Linked DNA regions of Mus musculus: region 2 is linked to region 1. Evidence: chromatin loops called from intact Hi-C (ENCODE). Cell type or tissue: gastrocnemius. All regions are shown on one strand. Each heading gives the region's core, and the rest is flanking DNA. Links, peaks and the distances in the headings are about the cores only. Region 1 overlaps Serpine1 (serine (or cysteine) peptidase inhibitor, clade E, member 1). Region 2 holds the start of Trim56 (tripartite motif-containing 56).

Region 1 (11,959 bases), core at 2,152-10,151:
TTAAAATAAACCAAACAAAACCTCCCTAAGATTAATAAGTCTTTTCATTCCAGCACTCGAGAGGTGGAGGCAGATGCGTCTCTATGAGTTTAAAGCCAGCTTGATTTACATATTGAGACCCCCTTCTCTCTCTCTCTTTCTCTCTCTCAACTTATTTATTTATTTATTTAATGTATATGAGTACACCATTGCTCTCTTCAGACACACCAGAAGAAGGCATCAGATCCTATTACAGATGGTTTGAGTCACCATGTGGTTGCTGGGAATTGAACTCAGGAGCTCTGGAAGAGCAGTCAGTGCTCTTAACCGCTGAGCCATTTCTCCAGCCCCAGCCCCCATCTCAAAACAAACAAACAAACAAACAAACAAACCCAACCAAAACCCCACGATCATTAAGTTAGGTACGTGGCACACAATCCCAGCACTCAGGAGTGTGAGGCAGGAGGATCATGAGTCCAATGATAGCCTAGGGTACTTAATGGTAACCTGTTAAAAAGAAAAGTTTGGAAACAGGTCAGGTCTCCTTGATGGATGTGGTCTTTAGAGAATATTTTTATCATGGAGGGCTTTCCCACATTCATGTTCATTGCCTGTCCATGGGTAGATAAACAATCTCACTGTGTGAAATTCATAAAAAAAATAATAAAAAATGGTGGGAGTGACAGCAGGGACAGACCTCATTAGTTTTTCATCTCTAAAGAAATAGAGAAAAGAAGGAAAAGTTTGAAAAGCCAAGGAAAGGAGGCCATGCAGAAGTCAAAGAGGGCAGGCAGGCTGCCCGCTGGGGGGTCGCTGCGGGGTCGCTGAGGTCCCTCACTGTCTTTATCTTGACTGTATCTGAGAATAACCAAGAACCCACTAAGTGGGGCAGCGCCTTGCTTGATTCTCCTCTGCAGTGAGCGGACCGTTTGAAGAATCCTTTTTTCTTGAGCTTTCTCAGCATGTAAGGCCATTTTTGAACTGTATATTGGAGAATTAGGGCTCACGAGTCTTGCTTTTTTTAAGCTTTGTGTGTGTGTGTGTGTGTGTGTGTGTGTGTGTGTGTGTGTAGAGTTCCTTGTAAGTTTTTAAAAGAAAAATCTCTTATTATAAATGGGTCACTATTCAGCCATCAGCCCGAGGCCTAGAAATGCTCACATTTTCAGGGCAGAAGATTGTATCCGGGTCTGAGTGTCCTTGAATTCTTAGATGGTTGTCTTCACCACCCCAGCTACCCACCAGTGAACCCAAAGGGAATTTGTACAAGAGAGTGACGCAGGATGGAAACCAGTGCCAGGTGACAGTTGTTCTCTTCCTCTTCTACATTTATTTACTTTGTGTGCATGTGTGTGTGTGTGTGTGTGTGTGTGTGTGTGTGTGTGTGTGTGTGTGTGTGTGAGAGAGAGAGAGAGAGAGAGAGATGTGTGATGTGTGTTCATGCATGCAGATATGAATGTGCTATGGTTCACATATGGAGGTCAGAAGATGATTTTCAGGAATTAGTGTTCTCTCCACCTGTGCCAGTCATGGAAATGGAACTCATGTTTGGCAGTAAATGCCTTTCCCCATTGAGCCCTCTTGCCTGCCCTCAGCTGAACTTTGGGCTGCAACCTCACTATAGACCTCTCTTGCTTGAATCTCTAGGCTAGGCTAACCCAGTGGTGTCTATGCTTTTATTTTTTGCCCTTTTTATTTTATCATTTGTTTGTTTTTTCTATTATGTGCTGGGGAGGGATTGAGCCCAGGGCCTTAACCATGTTATGCAAATATTCTATCACTGAGCCACGCCCCCAGCCCCTCACTGGAGGATTCTAGGCAGGGGCTCTACCACTGAGCCACGCCCCCAGCCCCTCCCTGGAGGATTCTAGGCAGGGGCTCTACCACTGAGCCACATCCCCAGCCCCTCTCTGGGGGATTCTAGGCAGGGGCTCTACCACTGAGCCACGCCCCCAGCCCCTCCCTGGGGGGATTCTAGGCAGGGGCTCTACCACTGAGCCACGCCCCCAGCCCCTCCCTGGGGGATTCTAGGCAGGTGCTCTACCACTGAGCCACGCCCCCGGCCCCTCCCTGGGGGATTCTAGGCAGGGGCTCTACCACTGAGCCATGCTCCCAGCCTCCTCACTGGCCATATTTTACCTACCACCAAGACACTGCTATAGCCCCTTACTGGCTGATTCTATTCTGCCTAGAGAACTCTTGCTTAGAGTGCTTGATGCTCTTAAGTAATCTCCCAAGCCCCAAACTAGAGGTTTGGGGAAAAAAAAAAAAAAAGACTTTCCAGGAAGGCCTTTAAAGGTAGCTATAGAAAGTGTATATGCAACAAAAAAGCCTCATTTCCTGGGCACCATCCATGTCTAGATGGAGCTGAGCACATGAAAGCAACCATTGTTACAGGCCTGAAAAGCACAGCCTAATTGGAGTCGTGTAGAAAGTGATCCCATCAGCCAGGTTCACAAGAGAAGGAGGTGCAACCTGGCCTGGAGCTGGAGAAATGGAGACTAGGGATAAAGAGGGGTGGGTAAGGGAACCCGATGGAGGGAAGGGGATGATAGAGGAATAGATGTGAGAATCCAGAGGTAGACAGCAATTAATTAGGCCCTCGGGTGTGTGGGGGGGGAGGTGTTTGCTGGATCTGGATCTGTCTCTCCCCCACCCCCACCCCTTGCCTCTTCCTCCTCCTCTTCCTCCTCCTCTTCCTCCTTGTTTTTACACATCCCGGTCTCATCTTTTTTTTTTTTTTTTTTTTTTTTTGGTTTTTCGAGACAGGGTTTCTCTTGTATAGCTCTGGCTGTCCTGGATCTCACTTTGTAGACCAGGCTGGCCTCGAACTCAGAAATACACCTGCCTCTGCCGCCCAAGTGCTGGGATTAAAGGCGTGCGCCACCACCGCCCGGCTCCTGATCTCATCTTGAACTCACTATGTAGCAGAGAATGAGTTTGAGCTCTTTGATCTTCCTGCCTCTATCCCAAATACTGGGCTTATAGGTGTGCACCACCAAGCCTGGCTCTCCTGCTTATGAGACACAATGTCACCGAGAAGGTCATTCTGGTATCCAACTCCCAACCTTCAACACGTTCTGGGTACAGGCACATTCCTCACTTTCTTCCTTCCCTTTCTCCCTGTCAACCCCCCACTGTCTCCTTTTTTCTTGCCGGGGTCTGTCTCTCTAGCTGGCCTGAAGTACCCTGTATAAACCAGGCTAGCTTTGAACTCACAGATAGATATCCACCTGCCTCTGTTTCTCAAGTGCTGGGATTAAAGTTGAGTACCCCCAATCCTACCTCCCACCCCAATCTCTCCTTCTTCCTTTTCCTCCTTCTGTCTTCCTGGAGGCAAGGTCATGTGTAGCCCAGGTTGGCCCAAGATGGTCTTGCATTTCCTACTCTTTGCCTCTATCTCCCAAGAGCTGGAATGACAGGCATGTGTCACCATGCCCGGTTTGACGAAGTGTCAAGGATTACTTATAGAGCTTCCTGCATGCTGGGCACCTTCCTCCAGCCGAGCCATGTCCGCATCCCATTCTTTTCCCTTTATAGGATGCCTTCTGGGAGAGAATCAAGCCCTGCACAACTTGTCCTGGAGACAGATTACAGTGCCATGGTGACTGTCTCATGGATTTTCCCACAGGCTTGGACCTGTGGATGTGGCTCGCCGGAATCCCTACCACTGCCAGAAATCTGCTGTTATTGCTTTTGTTTGTTCTGGAGACCAGTTTATACCTGAGGCCAAACTGACCTAGAACTGGTGACCCTCCTGCCTCTGCCTCCCAAGTGTTAGCTAGCATACAGGTGTGTCCCCACCACACCCGTTGTTCAGCAATGTTTTAAAATTTACATTTATTTTTGTTTGCCTGTTTTTCTGAGACAGGGTTTCTCTGTGTAGCCCTGGCTATCCTGGAATACAGTCTGTAGACGAGGCTGGCCTCAAACTCAGAGACCTGCCTGCCTCTGCCTCCCAAGTGCTGGGATTAAAGGCAAGGCTACCACCTCCAGCTTATTTACATTGTGTGTGTGTGTGTGTGTGTGTGTATGTGTGTCCCCATCATGTATGTATGCAAGTCAGAGGACAACCCCCATTGGTTCTTCCCTTCCATTGTGTGGTTTCTGGGAATCGAACTAAGGTCATCAATAGACTTTCTCAGTAAGTGCTTATTACCATCTGAGCCATCTTGCCTGCCCCTCACCTTTATTTCATTATTATTATCTGTGTGTGGGAGTGGGGGAGCATGTGCCATGTTTTGTGTGTGGAGGTCAGAGGACAGCTTTCAGGGACCGGTTCTCTCCTCCCATCATGCGGGATTCAGAGTGTTTGAACTCAGGTCATCGGTTTCCGGTGGCACGTGTTCTACCCACTGAGCCACTTTACCAGCCCACACTCCTGTTTTACTTCCTTGAGAAGACACAGAAGGCAACAAGCAACCAATTTTGTTTGCATATTCTCTATATTTAGTATTTTTTAAAAAACATATTTACCTGTTTATATATCAAAAGTGAAGACAAACAACAACAAAAAGGCATATGTAACCAACAAAATTCAAGACCATGTGACCCCACATTTGGGGCCCTATGGGTACACGGTGTGTGGCTGTCCAGTGCATAATGAAAAGAGAGGAAAAAAAAATCAGAGAGAAAGAGGGAGAGAGAGAAAAGCAAAAACACCAACATGATTATTTTTTTTCCGGTGGAGACATAACAGATGCAGAGTGGCCTGCTAGGAAATTACATTCACGGTACCTTCTTGTGCAGTTTTTCAGTAAATTGGTTTTCTGATCATACCTCCAGCTAGGAAGCTTTCAAAAAAGATTATCTAACTAAGGTGGTTGACCAGGAGCTGCTGTCTCTTTCATCCCCCCCCCGCCCCCCCACGTGTCCACTGCTCACATACAGCAGCCGGAAATGACACATTGAAGTGAGTCACCAGTGCAGCTCTGACTCACCCAGTAATTGGAGAAAGTTCTGTCCTGTTAGGTCACACAGCCCCTTTTCCCTCTCTGCTTCTGAATGCCTTGGAAAAATTTGAAACCACTTTGCCCTCTCTCAAATCTCTCTCTCTTCCATCTAATCTTTTTTCCCCCCTTCCTTTAACGTGGGTTGCCAAGCATCACCTTGGCAAGGTCCCTAAGGAAAAGAGCCACGGGGGGGGGGGGGGGGGGGGGGGAGGGAGGGAGGGACCGGGTAAGGGTGTGTTCGGCTGCCACTAGGCGGCAGTGTGAGCCCCATCACGAGGCTACCCAGAGGGGCAGGTTTGTGGAGTGATGCACCCCTGACATACAGGGATGCAGACCCCAAATGGGATGCCGTATGCCACGGTTTAAATAAGAAGCATTTTCCTTAAAAGTGCTTCTTCTCCCCAACAAACATACAAGAGCAAGAGATAAATATTCAATCACACCCCTGGAATCTCCCCAGGGCCCCCCCACTGGGAGACTGGGGACGAAGAGCCAGGCACACACACGTCCGACTTTTCTTACACCCTTTCCAAATGAAAAAAGTTTGTGGGTCGAAAAAAGCTGTGTAAACAAGTCACCTACACTCTGAAATAACATAAGCAAGCTGTGTCAAGGGAGGGAGCAGGGAGAAGGCTCGCTATTGGGCCACCATTTGATCTGTCTATCCGTTGCCCCTTGGAGGTGGGCAAGGTGGACATTTCCACAGTGGACCTTGAGATAGGACAGTGCTTTTTCCTTTGGCCCATGGCCACCCTCCACAGCAATGGCAGGCGATGCAAGAGGTGCCCACAGTGTGACTGGAACACAAACGATTTTGCTGAATGAAAGTGTTGTGCCCTCCACTCTGCTGGGGCCTCGGTGGGAACTGGGTCCAAAGGGCATGCTGGGCAGATCCAGGTACTGTGAGTTCTATGGTCCATGAGACCTTTGTGGGGTAGGAATCCCTAGGGAGGAGGGAGTTAGACTCTTTTCCCTTCAAGAGTCCGAGGTCTGGGATGCTGGTTGGAAAGATTACCAGTGTGGGGGGTAAGGAGGAGTTGCCTTCTCTTTCTCCCCATAGAGTCCTTTAAATAATCCTTTTCTTCAGAGTTTCTGCTTATAACATCTCCAGTTTCGTCCCAAATGAAGGCGTCTCTTCCCACTGTCAAGGCTCCATCACTTGGCCCATGAAGAGGATTGTCTCTGCGGGCAGAACAATCGTGCCAGTTGAGAATGGGGATCTAAGGAGGTGAGTGAGCTACCAGGAGTCACAGCTGCCCAGGGACTAAGTTAGGACTGGGGTCCTGGCACTGCGTGGGCTGTGACAGAGTGCTAGGGAAGGAATGGAACTGAGTGCCAGAATTTTTGCAGAGTCCCTAGGGGCTCAAGAAAACGTCTACGTGGTGGGCAGGTACATAATGATTTTTGAAAAACAGTGTGAGGACAGGAGGATGTTATAGGGGTCTGCTCACCTGTCGGGTTGTGCCGAACCACAAAGAGAAAGGATCGGTCTATAACCATCTCCGTGGGGGCCATGCGGGCTGAGATGACAAAGGCTGAAAGAAAAGGGACAATATGTTAGGTTTGGGGGATGTTATCATTGGAGTGATTCCCAAGAGATCTAGTGACACCAGTCTATCTGATATCAGCACTGGGGAATGATTTTTAGGTGGCTTAAAAGAAACTAGTAATGGGGTATGGAACCCAGAACCTCCTGCATGCCAGAGCAAGAGTGCTATGGCTGAGCCACCAGCCCCTCACTGGGGGATTCTAGGCAGGGGCTCTACCACTGAGCCACGCCCCCCAGCCCCTCACTGGGGGATTCTAAGCAGGGGCTCTACCACTGAGCCACGCCCCCCAGCCCCTCACTGGGGGATTTTAGATAAAGGTTCTACCATCAAGCTACATTTCCCAGTCCTTGGTTTTTCAGGACAGGGCCTCGCTTTTTTGAACCTGCATCCTTCTGCCTCAGCCTCCTGAGGCATGTGCCACTATGTTTGGCTTCCTTTCTTTGTACTCTGAATATTGGCCCTAAAGTTTCCAAACTTCCTCTGAGCCCCAGGATCCTATTAGTCACAAACATATTTAGGGCTCATGGCACATCCTTTAAGTTCACTCCCACTGTGATTACACCTCAGGCTTGTTTGGGGGGGTCCTTGTCACACACTGGCCCTTCAGGAGCCAGATGAGGCAGCAGGGTCCCAGGGGAAGTGAATCCGTTTTTTTCACACTGAGGAACGGGTTCGGGAAAGGATGACTACTGGGCTCACACTAGCTTTCCTGTGGGGTGATTGCCATCCCAGGAGGTGGGCGAACACAGGCAGAGAGCCACACTCACCTGTGGAGGAAGACGCCACTGTGCCGCTCTCGTTTACCTCGATCCTGACCTTTTGCAGTGCCTGTGCTACAGAGAGCTGCTCTTGGTCTGTAACAGAGCAGGACCCAAAAGACAGATTAGCCTCCACTCTATCCTCCGTGGGGAAACTCCGACCCACGGAAGCAAGAAAACGAGGGTGATCGTTTCTCACCGGAAAGACTTGTGAGCAGGACCCAAAAGACAGATTAGCCTCCACTCTATCCTCCGTGGGGAAACTCTGACCCACGGAAGCAAGAAAACGAGGGTGATCGTTTCTCACCGGAAAGACTTGTGAGCAGGACCCAAAAGACAGATTAGCCTCCACTCTATCCTCCGTGGGGAAACTCTGACCCACGGAAGCAAGAAAACGAGGGTGATCGTTTCTCACCGGAAAGACTTGTGAGCAGGACCCAAAAGACAGATTAGCCTCCACTCTATCCTTCGTGGGGAAACTCTGACCCAAAGAAGCAAGAAAACGAGGGTGATCGTTTCTCACCGGAAAGACTTGTGAAGTCGGCCAGGGTTGCACTAAACATGTCAGGCATGCCCAACTTCTCCAGGGGCCCTCTGAGGTCCACTTCAGTCTCCAGAGAGAACCTGTGGGCAGGAACAGGCACAAGTGTTAGTTTGGTTCCCACATGCTGTTCTTCCAGGACCTTTAGGATATCTTCTAGGACAGTGGGACAGGGTAGACACTGACACGAGCATGGAGGAAAGAGTCTGGCTTTTTGTTTTGTCTTGAAATTGGATCTCATGTAGCCCAGGCTGGCCCCAAACTCATTATGTATCCAAAGCTGATCCTGAACGCCTGATTCTCCTGCCTCTACCTCCTGAGTGCTAGAATTTAGAGGTGTGCGCCACCACGCATGGTTTATGTAGCGCTGGGGTTAAAACCCAGAGCTTTGAACAAGTCGGGCAAGCATTCCACCAGCGCAACTATATCCCCAGCCCTGACCTTGAGCTTCTGATCCCCCTGCCTCCATCATCTAGTACGGCAGTAGAAGTCTTTGAAACTTCATTTGGCTAGAAGGTCTGGCCTATTTTTCCTCCTTGCCAGAAACTTCTAATATTAATGAACATTGTTCAATCTTTCCACCCCCTCAAATCCGTGACTAATGGCTTTCCTCAAATAAGACAGTAGTTTTAACATAATTGTATTCGGTTTGACGGCAGGAGGGGGACAGGTTCACATTCTCCCTCGATAGGGTGTTGGAGCTAACTGTGGTCTGCAGGCTGTTTTTGAGCGCACATAGAATGAGACTTTGGGCTCCCCCTCTGCTTCCCACCAGGGCATGACTCATTATCTCCATCTTGATGAGGGAGAAAGACAGCAGCAGAAGGTCGGCATCTAAAGCAACCTGATCCCCCTCTGTCTCCAAGCCTGGCATCTTAGCATCTGGGAGTTTAGGGGGGAAACCTGGGCTGGGAGCTTCCCTGTAATTCTGGAATTACCCAACCACAGCCCTCTCTACCCCTTTTGATTCTGCAGAAGGATTAGGGGAAAAGAAAAAAAAAGAAAATGAAATCTGTGTTTGGAAGTCTCCTCTGCCTCTGGGAATCGATGCCTTTCATTGTTTGTGGATGAGGGAAGATGGGGGGGTGAGATGGGAGGCTTTTACAAATGGGTGTGGAACGATTCGGGCCTGACACCCACTTCTTTCTCTAGCTCTTCTTTGGTCTCATCTTTTTTGTTTATTTAAAGATGGGGTCTTGTGTGATCCAGGAGAACAAGGAAGACCTTGAACTCCCGATCCGCCCCCTAGGGATGGGATCGGGGATTGTAGCTGTGCACCACCATTTCTGAGGTGCTGGAGATTCAGTTTAGCTCTCTGTGCACGTGAAGTAATAACCCTGCCAACTGGACTATATCTCCACCACTTTCCCTGACGGCCCCCTCCCCTTATGAGATAGGGTCTTGCTGTATATAGCCCAGGTTGGCCTTGAACTCATTATCCTTTGTGCTAGCCTTTCAAGTGTTAGGATTGCAAGTTTGTACCACCACGCATTGGTCTATGTAGCAGTGGGTTTGAACCTGGGGCTTCATGCATGCTAGCCGAGCACTCTACAAAGTAAGCCAGCAATCTTGCCCCCATAGCCAAAGCTGGTCTTGAACTCACTATTCTGTCTCAGCCTGTCTAACACTAGGGTTACAGGCTTGTGCCACTATGATTCACTTTGGTTGACTCTTACTGAGCATTCTGTGCATGGTCTATATGGGGACGTATTTTATTAAAAAAAAAAAAAAAAAACCCTCTCTCCTCTCCAGCAGTAGAAACAGGCAGAAAGATGATGGACTCAGAAGCCATAATCAAATCCAGACTAGGAGGTTTCCCATCAGCCACCCACACATGTCCCTTCCCTGTGGGCATTACCCATCTGGGAAACTCCGCAAGGGGACAGTGGCTTTAGGAGGAGGGGTGGTGGATGTCGGGATTGGGGCATTGGTGAATGGGATGGCTTACTTAGGCAGGATGAGGAGGCGGGGCAGCCTGGTCATGTTGCCCTTCCATTGTCTGATGAGTTCAGCATCCAAGATGTTGGTGAGGGCGGAGAGGTGCACATCTTTCTCAAAGGGTGCAGCGATGAACATGCTGAGGGTGTCGCCCTGGTAGGGCAGTTCCACAACGTCATACTCGAGCCCATCGGGGGTGGTGAACTCAGCTGGGAAGATCAAGATGGAGCCTTGGAAAAGGCTCCAACGCCCACAGGTTCCTTTCCTGCTTCTCTCCCCTTTTCTCCTTCCAGAAGGCCATGCTCTCCACTGGAGTTTTGGAGGTCCTTCACCCATTCCACATCCCATTCAAATGTCTTCCTCTCCTCTTTTTTAAACTATGTCACTGAAGGTGACCTTGAACTCACCCTCCACCATACCTGGTTTACGAGCTGAGCATGGACCCCAAGGCTTTACTAATGCTGGGTGAGTATTGTCCCTAAGCCACACCCCCACCCTTCCTGCCTATTTTCTCCCTCTCCATCTTTGTTATTTTCTGACTCCAGCCACTATCTCATTCCCATGCTCACCCAACTCCCACACAGCCTTCCCCCTAGCTGGGCTCCTTGGCCCCAGGTAACCACACTATAGAAGATCTTCAGAGAAGAGATGGGCTCAAGGGTCCATCGGGCAGATGTGGGCCTGGGAGATTATCTAAATTTCAGCTTCATCTAGCATGAGAGAAACTGATTCCTCCCCGACCCCTGACTTGAATGATCTCAGTATCTCCCAATACTACTTGGTAAGTCTTTGTAATAACTTGGGTGTGTCCACCTCCTCTGCCACCATCCTCCCTCTGAGAGGGACACTGTGAATGTTGCCCAGGGTCAGTAGTTATGAGACATGGAACCTGGGGATATTTGGACTCACTGTAGTTGAACTTGTTGCTCTGAGCCATCATGGGCACAGAGACGGTGCTGCCATCAGACTTGTGGAAGAGGCGCTGGTGGGTGCTGGCCTCTAAGAAAGGAGTCTTCCATTGGCCACTGAAGTAGAGGGCATTCACCAGCACCAGGCGTGTCAGCTCGTCTACAGCCCCCTTGGCCAGTAAGTCACTGATCATACCTAAGGGGAGGCAAGGAGACCAAGAAGTGAAATGGACTGTAAGCATCTTAGATGTCTCCCTTCTGTTCCCAGTTCTCAAATGGATGATGTTGAAGGGACACAAAGAGCTGTGGCAGTTAAGTGGAACAATTAGGTCTAAGACTCTAAGGATGTCTTTCAGTTCACTATTCTTCCTCCCTCTCTTCCTCCCTCCCTCCCCCTCTCCTTTCCTCTCTTTCATTCCCTATCCCCCTCCTTCCCACCCTTCTTTCTTCCCCCACCCCCTCTTTATAGTCCAGCCTAGTCCAAAGCTCACTTTGCAGCCTAGGCTGACCTTGAATTCATGGTAATCCTCCTGCCTCAGCTTCCCAAGAGCTGGGAAGACAGGCATGAGCCACCACCCTGGCTTCACCATGGTTTTCTTGGCTCTGGGATCCATTTTAGTATCAGAGTTAAAAAGCTCCATCTTTGCTCATTTGACCTCTTCTCTTGCCCCCTAAGCTATAGTCTTGGAGGCCCGTGTACACCTGTGTTACAGCTCCTGTTGTTCTTACTGACAGTGGTACCCTTTCATGGTGATTTTGGTTTTGTTTATTTATTTTAAAAGTTATTACTATTGTGGGGGTCGGGAGGTATGAGGTATGTGGGCAGCTTATGTTGAATTGATTCTCTCCTTCCACATTTTTCTGGCTTCCAGGAATCAAATCCAGGTCACGGGGCTCCACAGGAAGAGCCAATACCCAAGGAGCCACCTTGCTGGGATTTGGTTAGGCTTTATTTTGTTTTGTTTGTTTTGTGGGGTAGCTATTGTGCAGTAATTGGCTTGAATTGGTTAGTTTTTTGTCTCTGTAGTCTTTTTTTTTTTTTCCTTTGCTGGTGTGCGGAGGCAGGATCTTGCTATGTAGTTCAGGCTAACCTCAAACTCATGATCTTCCTACAGATATGAGCCATTATACCCAGCTCTGTGTGGTTTTAGTTCAGTGGCAGAGTATGTGCCTAGAATGGGGAGCTGGGGGCGTGGTTCAGTGGTAGAGCCCCTGCCTAGAATACCCAGGGGAGGGGCTGGGGGCGTGGCTAGATGGTAGAACTCTTGCCTAGAATCCCCCAGGGAGGGGCTGGGGGCGTGGCTCAGTGGTAGAGCCCCTGCTTAGAATCCCCCAG
Region 2 (11,959 bases), core at 2,101-10,100, 49 kb after region 1:
CCAAATCCTATTTTCTATAAACTATCCAAAGATAAATATGGCCACTCTTGCCATGGTTTTAAAACAACAACAACAACAACAACAACAACAAACTTTCCTGAAATGTCAGGGTAATTGGTCCTCGGTCAGAGCAGCTGATTCCCAGCTGGCTGTGAGAATGTCCCTGGCTCTTAGCCATGGGGCCATTGGTTCCCTGTGCTTCTGTGGTCACTTGTATGTTTTGCTGAGTGACTTGTTTGTGTAACTTCTGGAAAGTAATACAAATATTGAGCATATAAGCTATGAGTTTAGCATCTCCCTTCATCTTGCAAGGGTCCCCAAGAAGCGCTTGGTTCTCTGTCTCTTTAGCATTTGGGGGATTCGCTTTCAGAATCAGGAGATTCCTCCCTCTTTCTGTTGGCAAAACCTCTACCGCTGAGTCATACTCCAGCCCCTCACTGGGGAAACCTAAGCAAGCCCTCTGTGCCCGACCAGCTCAAACCCTCTTTTTATTTTTTTAAAAAATATTGTCTTCCTAAGTTGTTGAGGGAAGACTTGAATCTGCTATCGTCCTGCCTCAGTCTCCCAACTTTGCTGGGACTGCAGCCTACACTACCATGCCTGGCTTCATTTCTGAAGATCTCTCACTGAAATACCACACACACACACACACACACACACACAAACACACACACACACCACACGTGCACTCCCAATACAGGTTCCCGAGAACCTCTGCATCTTTGCTGCTACACAAAATACCGGCAAGAAGCCCCTACAGTCTTGTCTCTTACGCCTCCTTTCCCAAAAGGAAGGCGGACACCTCAATCATCTCTCTCTCTCTGCTTTTGAAGTCTATCTTGAGAGGCACAATAGTGCCCCCTGCTGGAGACTTCCCACAAGTCAAGATTTCTGCAGTTTGGCTGGCTTAAGGTTGTGGCATACTGAGTGTCAGAGCCCTCTCTACACATTAAGTCACTTCACAGACGTTTAATGAGCACTTGCCTGTGCAGACAGAGAATGACAACACACACACACTGTCTGCCCCTTTATACAACTGCTCTGATCCCATTTGGTTCTTTATCCCTACTACTTGGTCTGGATTGGTCAGGAGATTCAAGACTTTCGAGAATGCTCAGAACTTCATAGCCATCCCATCATCTGTGGAGACCACCCGGTCCCAAAATAGCAATCCTCCTGCCTCACTCTATGTGCTAGAGTTACCAGTGTGCACTATCACATCTGGCCAACTAGTTAGTTATTCTTAAATATTATTTATAGAAGTCTTCAAGCATATAATACTAACTGAAATGGAAATGTACAGATGTGAGTACCAGCCCAAAATAACTCAAAAAGATGTAACCTCCGAAACAAATCATTGACTATTTACAGATTGGGAATCCATTGTCTGCCTGGCAACTATTTGGACACAGTCCCACCAGTGGCTCACATTACGCAATCAGAATCTGCCCGGTCAGTCTTTCCTTGTGCGTGCATGCATGAGTGCACGTGTGCGCACCTGCACAAGGTCCACAGGACACCAAGGGTCCATGCTGTTACTCTCCTATTACTTGGAGTCAGGGTCTCTCGATGAACCTGTAAGCCTGGCAGTAAACAGATCTCAGACTCTGCCCCCTACCCTTATAGCTCTGGTACACGTGGCCACACCTGGCTTTTTATATGGGTGTTGGGGATTTGAACTCAGGTCCTCGAGACTGGATAGCAAGCGTTCTTAGCCACTGAGCTGTCTCCCCAGCCCTGTGCTCTCTCTTATGACTACATCACATACTTTTCTTCCAAATACTTTTCATAGTTGTGATCCACAGACGTTCATTCTATCAAACCACAATCTATTCAGCCGCTGCCTCACCACGGAGGGGTTTCCAGTTAATGAAGCAGCTGTAAAGGTCTCTCTGCAAATGTTTTTCTGCTACTGAATTATCTTCCCAGAATGCATTCCCCAAAGGGGGATGACATCCTCGCCCCCTGCCCCCGCCCCAGTGCTAGAGACGGAACAAATATCAAGTAAGCACTCTACCAGTGAGCCACTCACTGGGGAATTCTAGGCAGGCTGAGATTAACATAGTTTTACAATCATCCCAAAAAAAAAATAAATAAATAAAAAAATCCTCCTGTGGCAAATATTGCTAAATGACTCTCTGGGAGGCATTATTTCATAGTGCCAGGAATCTACATGTTTCTTCAGAACACATCTGTAACTTTTATCTTTGGCGTATGCCAGTGGTTTTATTTGATGAATTCTTTTTCATTTTATAAGTCCTTGCTCATAGATACTTCCCCTGGGTATCTAAACTATTTTCTTCTTTGTCCAGATAGGTGTCCTTTTTTTTAACTGGTATTTCAGCTTTTCCTCATCAAATCAAAATTCTCTGTTGTTTGTAATCTTACTGGCCCTCATGTCTTCCCTTATGCTTTGCTGTGTATATATTTTTATGTTAGCTTATTTATTTATTTATTTATTTATTTATTCATTCATTTTTGTTGTTGTTGTTCATTTGCTTTTTTAAGAGCAGTTTTGTTGGTTTTGTTTTAGCCAAGGTCTCACGTAGCCTTGGCTGGTTTGGAATTTGCTAGGTTAGCCAAGGATAACCATGGACTTGTGAGTCTCCCATTCCGACTGACTGCCAGGACTGTAGGTATGTGCTATACCTGTTTTTATTCAGTGCTGGGGATCGAACCCAGGGGTCGGTTATGCCAGGCAAGCACTCTACCAACTGAGAGCCAGAGCCCCACTTGAAGGGGCTCACTATGGAGCCTAGGCTGGCCTTGAACTCACAATTCTGCTCTCACCAACTGAGTCCTGGGGATTATACCAGGCTTGCACCTCCATATCTAGCTTTTAAATTTTATATGTAATCAAATCTGGACATTGGTGATTCCCTACATTGGTTTCTACAAACAGGGAATTCTGTCCAGAAAAAGATGTCCCTTCTCTATCCTTAAACTTCCATCTGGACTTTATTCCAAAGGCCCCTGTGTCTCACACACACACTGTGTCATAATAATCCCTACCTTAAATGTCTCTTCAGCCTCATTTCTCCATAGCCCCCTGGCTAAACACACCCTCCAAAGCCACCCCTACCGTCTTCATCCAAAGACGCTGCCACAGATTAAAAACACTGAGGTGACTGCGACTCACCTCCAAGCGTATCTCCAGAGTTTTATGCCTCCTCCCGCCTTAGGTCCCCCATCCATCACTGCTGACTTCCCAGATTCTCCCATGCTGGCCTTTGGGCTTCAGCGCCTCCCCAGACCCCTCCTGTCACAGATGAAATCACATCACTTCATTCACATAAAGGCTAACATTTCTGAAAAGGGATTTTGCCAAGATAGCTAACAAAAAGCATAAATAAACAAGATTCCAGGAAACAGAAAGCATAAGAAAAGTCTTATAGAGATTTCATAATCTGTTTAAATGTCACATCCTATTTAAAAGTTAAATCCTATTTAACTTCAGATTGGCTAACTATCTGTTTAGTGGTTTTGTGATTTGCCTCTAAGATTATATATTACAGATATCCATTTTTTGCGTATTAAATCCCACCATTCATCCAAGCATCACTAATGCCTTTCCGTTGGGCCCATAATGGCCTTAAAAGATACATGGTGTTTCTCTTATTTTAGAGCTAAGGGAACATGGCTAATCTTTATGGACCTTGAAATCATGGAGACGTTGGACCTCCCTAATCTCCGCCCCAGGCCCCGCCCACCTGGGCAGGTGCAGCGATGGTGGGAGGGAAGAGCCAGCGGCTCAGGGTGGGGGGTGGATCATGTGTGTCTCTGCTGAGAAGGTGGGGTGAGGAGTGGGGGCAGGTCAGTGGGCAGCTCGCGGTCCTCCAGCTTTACCTGAATGAAGCGGTTACGGGCCAGCGGCATGTTAGGCAGGCTGAATTGCCATTTCTTTCTTGGTGTCCGCACCTGTGATCTTCCTGTTGATGGTGGGGAAGGGGCTGGAGTGTGTGACGACCTTGTGATCTTGCCCCTGCCAAGCACCCACTCAACGTCGTCCACGCCCCTCATCGCAGTCACGCCCAAACAGTGCCATCGAGATCTCCAGCCTTCGTAGCCTGCAAGGATGTCAGGGAGTCCTTCAGACCCACTCTTATCATCAGCCAGGTGATGCCATTGGCCAACACTTCATTCACAATGTCCGTCTGGCATCTCGGACTTAAACGCCCGAGTCTCGCTGATATCCTAGAGACCCAAGAATCCCTGCATTTCCTGCAGGCCCAGGAAGTCAGCAGGATATTCCTTTGCCATACGCTGACATACCCTGTTCACCAACACTTCTGACCCTGTCTCCTGCAGACACTGGACATCTTCTTTGTGAGGGGACCCCGGCCAGCCTGGCTACTCCTCAGCTCACTGAGCTTCGTGAAGACTAGTGTCTCTGAAAAGGTTCTGCTCCCATCTTCAAGAACTTCTGGTCCGACTAGAACCAGTTGATGCAGACTTTGATCACCTTGGGGGTGGGTGTCCGTGGGCTTCACCAACAACTATAAGCATCCCTCCCCCATCATCTGCTGTGTCTCTGGCTGGCAAGCCTTAATCAGCACCACGTGGATCTTATCATCATGGCTTCTGAGGGCTTCGATGCCTTCTGAAAACTCGAGAGATGTCTGGTTTGTGGGTACCGAAGGGAGGATGGCGTGTAGTCCATGCACTTGGTGAAACACTCAAGGACGGTCACTGCCGAGGCAACCCTGCCCTCTGGACAGGACCCACGAGTGTGGATGCTGACACCTTTCAACCACCATCTGGAAGAGTTCGACTCCCTCTTAACGTTGGGCATCTTTGCTGAACCACTTGAACATGCGGCCAAAGATGGAGTCTCTGTGGGACAGAAGCTGGTGCCTGAGAGTTGGGAGAGAGTCCAGCTTTTTTTTTTTTTTTTAACAGTCTCTGCGTATAGCCCAGGCTGGGCTCAAACATATAATCCTCCTGCCTCAGCTTCCCAAGTGCTGGGATAACAGGTGTGTGTGAGTGTGTGTGATGCTGCATCTGGATTTGATCTCATACCTCCACTTCTGCTTGTGCCTGCACTCTCTGACCCCTGACCTCTGACCCCATACTTCATTGAGGGAGTTTCTACTCCGATGGATTGGCAATGCTATTGTTGTTCTGAGATCTCTGGCCTCCTCTGACCCCATGTTCCCCTTGAGAATGGCCAGTTCTCACCTTCTTTCCAGCATGCCTAACATATCTTGACGTATACTTGGTCTTCCTTTGCTTGGAGGATGACTTATGTTATCTCCCTTAGGATTCTCTTTCACCTGCTCCAAGGTTTTGTTTTGTTTTCTTTTGTTTTTTAGGAAGGAAGATATGCCTGGGAATTGACTTCAGGACTTTCAGCAGGCTAGCCAAGTCTTCTAAGACCAAGCCACGCCCCCAACCCCTCCCTGGGGGATTCTAGGCAGGGGCTCTACCACTGAGCCACGCCCCCAGCCCCTCATTGGGGGATTCTAGGCAGGGGCTCTACCACTGAGCCACGCCCCCAGCCCCTCATTGGGGGATTCTAGGCAGGGGCTCTACCACTGAGCCACGCCCCCACCCTCATTGGTGCATTCTAGACAAGCCCTCTACAGTGAGCCATGCCCAGACTCCTCACTGGTAGAACCTAGCAGGCACTCTACTACTGAGTCTCTCATTGGTGAGTTCTAGGCAAGTGCTTTACAGAGGAGTCCTGACCCCATCCCAGGAATGGTTCTGAAGAATACAAATCAAGAATCAGGCTTCTAAATCTCAAAACACCTAAAACTACAGCAGCAGCCTTAGCTGCAGGAATTGTTCCAAAGCAAGCAGTTTGGTTGACTGCTGGCATCTGCTGTGTGCTCAAAGCTATTGCCAGCCAACACTACTCTTAGTAGCTTCTATCCCTGTACATCACAAAAGGAACAAGCATTTTGCTAGTTGGGAAAATGCCCTTGGCCAACTCATCCTATAGGTGGCTCTGCTTCTATTATGCCCTCCCTCCCTCCCTCCCTCCCTCCCTCCCTCCCTCCCTTTTTCCTTCCCTCCCTCCCTCCCTCCCTCCCCACCTGCCCCCCACCCCAGCCAAAAGCCGCTTTAGCTGTCAGGAAACCTGACCCTAAAGACATGGATGGTCCCATTGCTAAGTGACACCACCAAGTACTTGCCGTCTACCATGGTGGTTACCCGGGGCTTTTCCAGGCCATGGTATGCTGTTAGGAAGTCACCAAGAAGTGACCCCTTGGGATCCAGTATCACCACCTTGTTTACCTCTCGAAGGGTCAGAAATATGTAGCCCTTCTTATCCACAGACACAGAACCTGGCTGGCAGCCATGTAACCCAGGGCCCTTGTATTCCCAGATCACCTGACCTAACCCATCACAGAAAACCACGCTATTCTGCTGCCAATCTGACCCTACAAAATTGCCCTGGGGGCTGGTGGTTAGGAACACCAGTGCCCGCTGGCCCCGGCTAGCCTTGCCTCCAGGGATAAAGCGGGTAGCCAGGCTGCCATCTTTCTTGTATACCTCCACATGGCCTGCCACACTGACAGCTACTCGGTCTCCACATGGCATTGCGGCCACGGCGTGGCTGGACTGGGTGAGGCTCAGGGACCTGCGCCACTGAATTTCTCCGTCAGGACTGACAAGATAGAGTTTTGCATTGGCAGAGAAAGCCACTGCATTCTGCAGGGCAGCCACGCTGCACGGGGAACAGCCCTCGGGGACCTGCACTGTGCCTTTGTAGTCCCCATTGAGGGAGAAGCGTTTCAAGACCCTGTTCTGCTCATCTGCCACCAAGATTTCCTGGGGGCCGTAGGGACAGAGTCCAGTGATGCGAGGGGAGCGCTTGTCCCCGGGCATCCTCGTGGGGAAACTCCAGGAAAACACAGGCCGAGGGAGGAGGCCGGAACCTTCTAGGTTTGGCCTCAGGATGGGGCTGGGCTCCCGAGAAACAGACTTGCCTCTGCCTTTGCACTTCTTCTTCTTGTTAGGCCTGTTACCCCTTTCGATGAAGACCCCATCATCTTCTTGGGGGTTCTGGTCTTTGCCTTCTTTGGGAGTCAGGGGCTGGGCTCCACCCTGCTTCCCTATCTTGGTTCTATCGTCCCCTTGGCCTTGAGCTTCATCCCCTCCTTGGGTACCAGCCCCACCCTTCCCGCTGTCCTTCGGGGATTGTTTAGGCTCCTCAAAGATGAGTCGGAGCAGGTGGCAGTTCTTGTCCTCGAGCCCGGGATGGAGCTCTAGCTGGGGCAGCACACAGCGGGTGGGCCCAGACGTCCAGGGAGCATCCTGAAGCTGGCGCAGGCGCTGTGTGATTGCTCCCTCCAGCGAAAGGATCTCGGCCTCTAGACCCAAGCTGAGCACTCGACGGGCAAAGGCAGCCGCCGCCTTGGCCACCTGCTCCTGGCGCTCTATTTTGGTCAACCTCTCCCTGGTAGCCTCCTCAGCAGCCTCCACAAGGGCCCGGAGTTGTCCCAGCACTTCCTGCTTCTGGGCCAGCAGGGACTTGAGGATTCGTTCAGCTGCCTCCTCCACCTGAGTCCCCACACTGGCTGCCTGCTCCCGAAGCAAGGCCAGGGCTTCCTTTTCTGCCACCCGAGTGGCTTCTAGCTCCACCAGATTGCTGTCCACACCTGCCAATAACTCCTCAAGGCCTGGCTTCCTGGAACGCACTGCTTCCGCTAGGGGCAAGCAGGGGTGATCGATATGGGGACCCAGGCGGCAATCCTTGCAGAGCAACTGAGAACAAGGTTGACAGAGGAAGCAGAGGGCTTCCCCTGGGTGCTGGGGACACTGGGACGCCTGGCGCTCTCGAGCCTCTTCATCATACCACCCGGCTCTGTAACCCACCAAGTCAACGACACGGTGCTTATGGGTCTGCCGGGAGCAGCGATGCCCATCGGCACAGGCCTGGCATAAGTCGTCGGCACAGTCCAGGCACCTGGCTGTGGCGGGTCCCCCAGAGCTCTTGCCTCCCACCAGAGGGCACAGAGCGCAAGTTGGCTTCCCTGAATGGACGTCTCCGGGAGCTCTGGCCTTGACAAGATCCAAGAGCCCATTGACAAAGAAGTTGGTCTTAAAGGCGGCCACCCCTTCGGCGGGTACAGGCACAATCTCCCGACACTCGGGGCAGCGGACCTGACCACCGATGTCCAGTTGTGCCAGACAGTCCTGGCAATAGGTATGTAGGCATGGCAGAGTCTTGGGTGTGTGTAACTGCTCCAGGCAGATTTTACAGGCTAGGAAATCGCTGCTCAGAGCTTCCAGCAGAGTTGGGGAGGAGTCTTTGGAGTTCATGCTATAAGGGAAGGGGCAGAAGTCAGAGATACCTGGGCCAAGTCCCTAGCTTGGTCCTGTCTTCCCCCGCCCCACAAACACACTTCATCCTAGCCCCTCCCCTACTCTTTCCTGGTGTCCACACTCACCTGGATGTTTGGTACGTTCTGGCTTGTGGGAGGCACTAGATACCAGGGGAAGGGTTTTTTTCTTCCACTTTGTTCTCTTTACAGACACTCACCAAACGTAAACATGCGACCGGCTGTAGGAAGTGCTGAGCCTGTGGGAAAGATGAGACCAGGTAGCCCCCAGGCCTCAGAGATAGAATACTCTAATTAGTAACATACCAGGTCAAGGGCCAAAGGTAGGTGTAGCCCAAGCCCTTCCCGTCTCATGTAGCCCAGGCTGGCCTCAAACTTGGCCAAGTAGCCCAGGATGACCTTGACCTTCTGAACTTCCTGCCTCCACTTCCGGAGCCCTGGGAAGTTTATGTAGCACTGGAGAAGCAACCTAGGGCTTCTTGTGAGCTAGGCAGCCCTGCTCCTGGGTCTAGCTCCAAGCTTGTGCTCCTCCTGCCTCAGTCTCCTGCGTGCTCACATCACAGGCAAGCACCACCACGTTCACCTTGCCATGGGTCCTGTTATCAGTGGGTGCTAGGACTCAAGGGGCAGCCAGGAAGGACACACAGGTCAGGGGCATGCGAGCACTGTGCTTTTCGATGTTGGACAGGGTCCCGCAGTCTTTGTCCATCCATCTGTCTGGGAGGGTGTCCTGGGAGGGTGGAAGGGGCCCTACTTCCTGCCCCATCTAGCTTTGAAAATAACAACAGATCAAGATGAAGGCTCAGGGAGAAAAAGTTCATCTCCTTCCTTTTCCTGGACCTGGGGGTCATGTAGATCTGGCCTGACTCCTGGAGTCCTCTAATTTTACCATTCCTACCAAACTCATTCTAGAATCCCCTGGAGGGAAGGTACTGTAAGTCCCCAGCACGGTGGCGACTTAATAAAGAAAGCTGGAGCCCGAGACAGGAAGCTTGCCACAAATTTGAGGCTAGCCTGGGTTTAAAAGTGAGTTTCAGGACAGCCTGGGGCTACAATAGTGAGTTCTGGTTGAGCTTGCCCTACAGAGAGATCTAGCCTTGAGAGAGAGAATGAGAGCGATCACTTTTCTTTTTCCCCAGTGTTGGGAGGAAAAAAAAACAAACAAACTCGGAGTGGGGGGTGGGGGTGCGGTTGTCTACACTCAGTGAGTGTAGGATTCAGGACACAAGGTGGGAGGTGGGAGGCTGAGGGACAGGGCCTGGCTCCAAGCTTGTCCTCCCAAGCTTCTCAGGTCCCCTCTGCCCTCTCTCCCCTCCCTTCCTTTCCCTCTCCCGGGCTTTCTCACTTCCCCTTTCCTCCCTCCCCTCCCCCCAGGCTAGTCTTTCTGGGTGCTGGCTCTTAACCCCATCCGCCTTCCCGGGCTCTCCTTACCCAGCCACAGCTGATCCTGGACTCTCCCAGCAGGACCGGGGAGCCCCGAAATCCCGCTACCGCCAGCAGTTGACTACCTGCAAGAGAAACAAAACTGAAAGTAATCGTACTGTGGTGGTGCAACTTCCGTCCCCGGCCCGGGACAACTACTCTGGGGCGCAAGCCCCGCCTTCCTCACCACTCCACCCTGGAACCCTCCCTCCCCTCTGGCCGGGGCAATAAGGCCAGACCCGACTCCAGCAGGAAGGTCTGGGGGCTACAGGTTAGGGCGACTGGTAGCCCCAGGCTCAAGCTGTCAGCTTGTGTGTGTGTTGCAAACAAGACACTGCCCCAGAATCTATTCTCTGAGCATGTTTATCGGGTCAGGATGTTTATGTGTGGCAAGGAATGACAGATGAGCGATTGGGCCAGTGGGCGAGGCTCCTCGTGGGTCCTTTGCTAACCGTTGAAGCTGTGAGCCCCAGATAAGAACATTTCCAGAGCTTAGCGCAGTCTTTCTGGAGGAGGCTGTCTAGAGATGTGTTTGAGGAGGTCTCGGAGCATTTGGGGGCTTTCCCGGGGCAAGAGCGTTCTGAGAGCAACAGGTGTGCAGGGACAGAGAAATGACATCCGAAATCCTCAGCCTTCGGTGGTGGGCCACAGCTGTAATCCCTGCGCTGGGAGCTGGAGGCAGGAAGACCAGAGGTTCCATGCTAGCTAGCCTCAGATACTTGGCAAGTTTAAGGCCTGTGAAGCTTGAAAGAATCACAGGGGACCGTGTGAACCGTGGAAGACAACAGACGTTGTAGAGGGAGGAATTGACTAACATTGTTGGATGCCACAAACCAGGTAGTCAATCAAAATGAGGACAGGAAGTCATTGGGGTGGTAGCAGACCTAACATGGTTCACCTTGTCGATCTCCCTACCCTTTTATTCTCTCCCCCAAATTTTTGCTTCATGCTGGTGTAAAAGCAACATATTCAGAAAAAAAAATGTACTTTGGGTGTTTTTTTTTTCTTATGTATATATTTAGACAAAGTCTCGTTATTTAGCCCAGGCTAGCTTCAAGATCCTTCTGCCCCAGCCTCTTGAGTGTTGGTATTTCAGGTGTGTACCACCACCTCCATCTTTGGAAATTTTTTTTTTTTTTTTTTTTTTTTTAGCCTAGAAAAAAAAGTACAATTCCAAGGGGAAGGCCTGGAAAAACCAGACAGCACAGAAAGACAAGAGAGATTAAGGTTGCACTGGGGTGGACTCACCCCCATATGGCTCAATGGCTTACAGTGGTAGAAAGCTCGCCTGGTATGCCCGAGGCCCTGGATTACACCCACAGCACCTAATAAACTAGGCATAACCCCAGCACTTGGGAGGCAGAGGCTGGAAGATCTGGAGTTTGAGGTCATCTTCAACATATAGCGAGTTCCAGCCAGCCTGAGACATGTGAGACCTTGTTTCAACAAACAGAAAAGGATGTGGGCTTTGGAACAGGGGACACCAGAGTCCCTCGCTCTCAAGCCTGGTAACACCTCTTGCCAGCGGAAAAGCAGGAATTCCAGCAGAGTGAATTCCTTTGCTGTGAAGGTTGCCGACTTGAGAGATTCCAAATAACAGCATTAAAATAGCTCTGATGGCAAGATGGCTCAGCGAATAACGGTGCCTGCCACCAAACCTGAGGACCAGCGTCAGTTCCCAGAACCCACCTGGCAGGAGGGGATTGACTCCACAAGCTGTTCCCAAACTCCACATCCAGCCCATGGAGCTTGTGTGCCCCCCCCCCACACACATGTTCATAATCAAGTTAAACGTTTAAAACGTGTTAAGATAGCAATGGACCAGGCTTGAGGCTTAAAAAATAAGATCCAGCCGGGCGTGGTCGCACACGCCTTTAATCCCAGCACTCAGGAGGCAGAGGCAGGCGAATTTCTGAGTTCGAGGCCAGCCTGATCTACAGAGTGAGTTCCAGGACAGCCAGGGCTACACAGAGAAACCCTGTTTGGAAAAACCAAAAACCAAAACCAAAACCAAAACCAAAAAAAAAAAAAAAAAAAAAAAAACCAAAAAACCAACCAAACAAAAAAAAAACCCAAAACCAAAACCAAAAACCAAAAAGATCCAGTGCAGCCTGCTCTCCCAGCCTGCCTGTGATTTTCAGGGGCCATAGCAGACCCTTGTGCTATAAAGTACATTTTAATCCCTTGTGCAAGCCTTGTGAGCCATAGTTTTACCGTGTCAGCTTGACTACCACAGCACTCCCAAC

What was found. Peaks named below come from ENCODE experiments on the same cell type or tissue, not always from the same donor. Only the 100,000 strongest peaks of a DNase experiment are listed, where the experiment ranks them.
Region 2: it touches region 1 in a loop (5-fold over the local background); 22 of 42 quality-filtered maps call a loop at or near these places.

The regions. Positions count from the first base shown.
Region 1 is chr5:137,057,102-137,069,060 of GRCm38, forward strand. Serpine1 (serine (or cysteine) peptidase inhibitor, clade E, member 1) reads right to left here. Exons shown (of 9, transcript NM_008871.2): 4 at 10,625-10,819; 5 at 9,726-9,924; 6 at 7,760-7,860; 7 at 7,246-7,332; 8 at 6,380-6,463; 9 at 4,403-6,110. The coding sequence ends at 6,073. Among named protein-coding and RNA genes, the nearest start is that of Serpine1, 9.2 kb to the right of the region's middle. In gastrocnemius, for the core only: CTCF peaks have their summits at 5,193 (motif pointing right) and 8,999; a DNase peak (open chromatin) is centred at 5,202; H3K27ac peaks cover 691 bases.
Region 2 is chr5:137,106,390-137,118,348 of GRCm38, forward strand. Trim56 (tripartite motif-containing 56) reads right to left here and starts at 9,818. Exons shown (of 3, transcript NM_201373.4): 1 at 9,723-9,818; 2 at 8,400-8,564; 3 at 4,897-8,272. The coding sequence starts at 8,271. The coding sequence ends at 6,067. In gastrocnemius, for the core only: no CTCF peak of the experiment used is centred there; DNase peaks (open chromatin) are centred at 5,443 and 9,776; H3K4me3 peaks cover 1,455 bases; H3K27ac peaks cover 1,444 bases.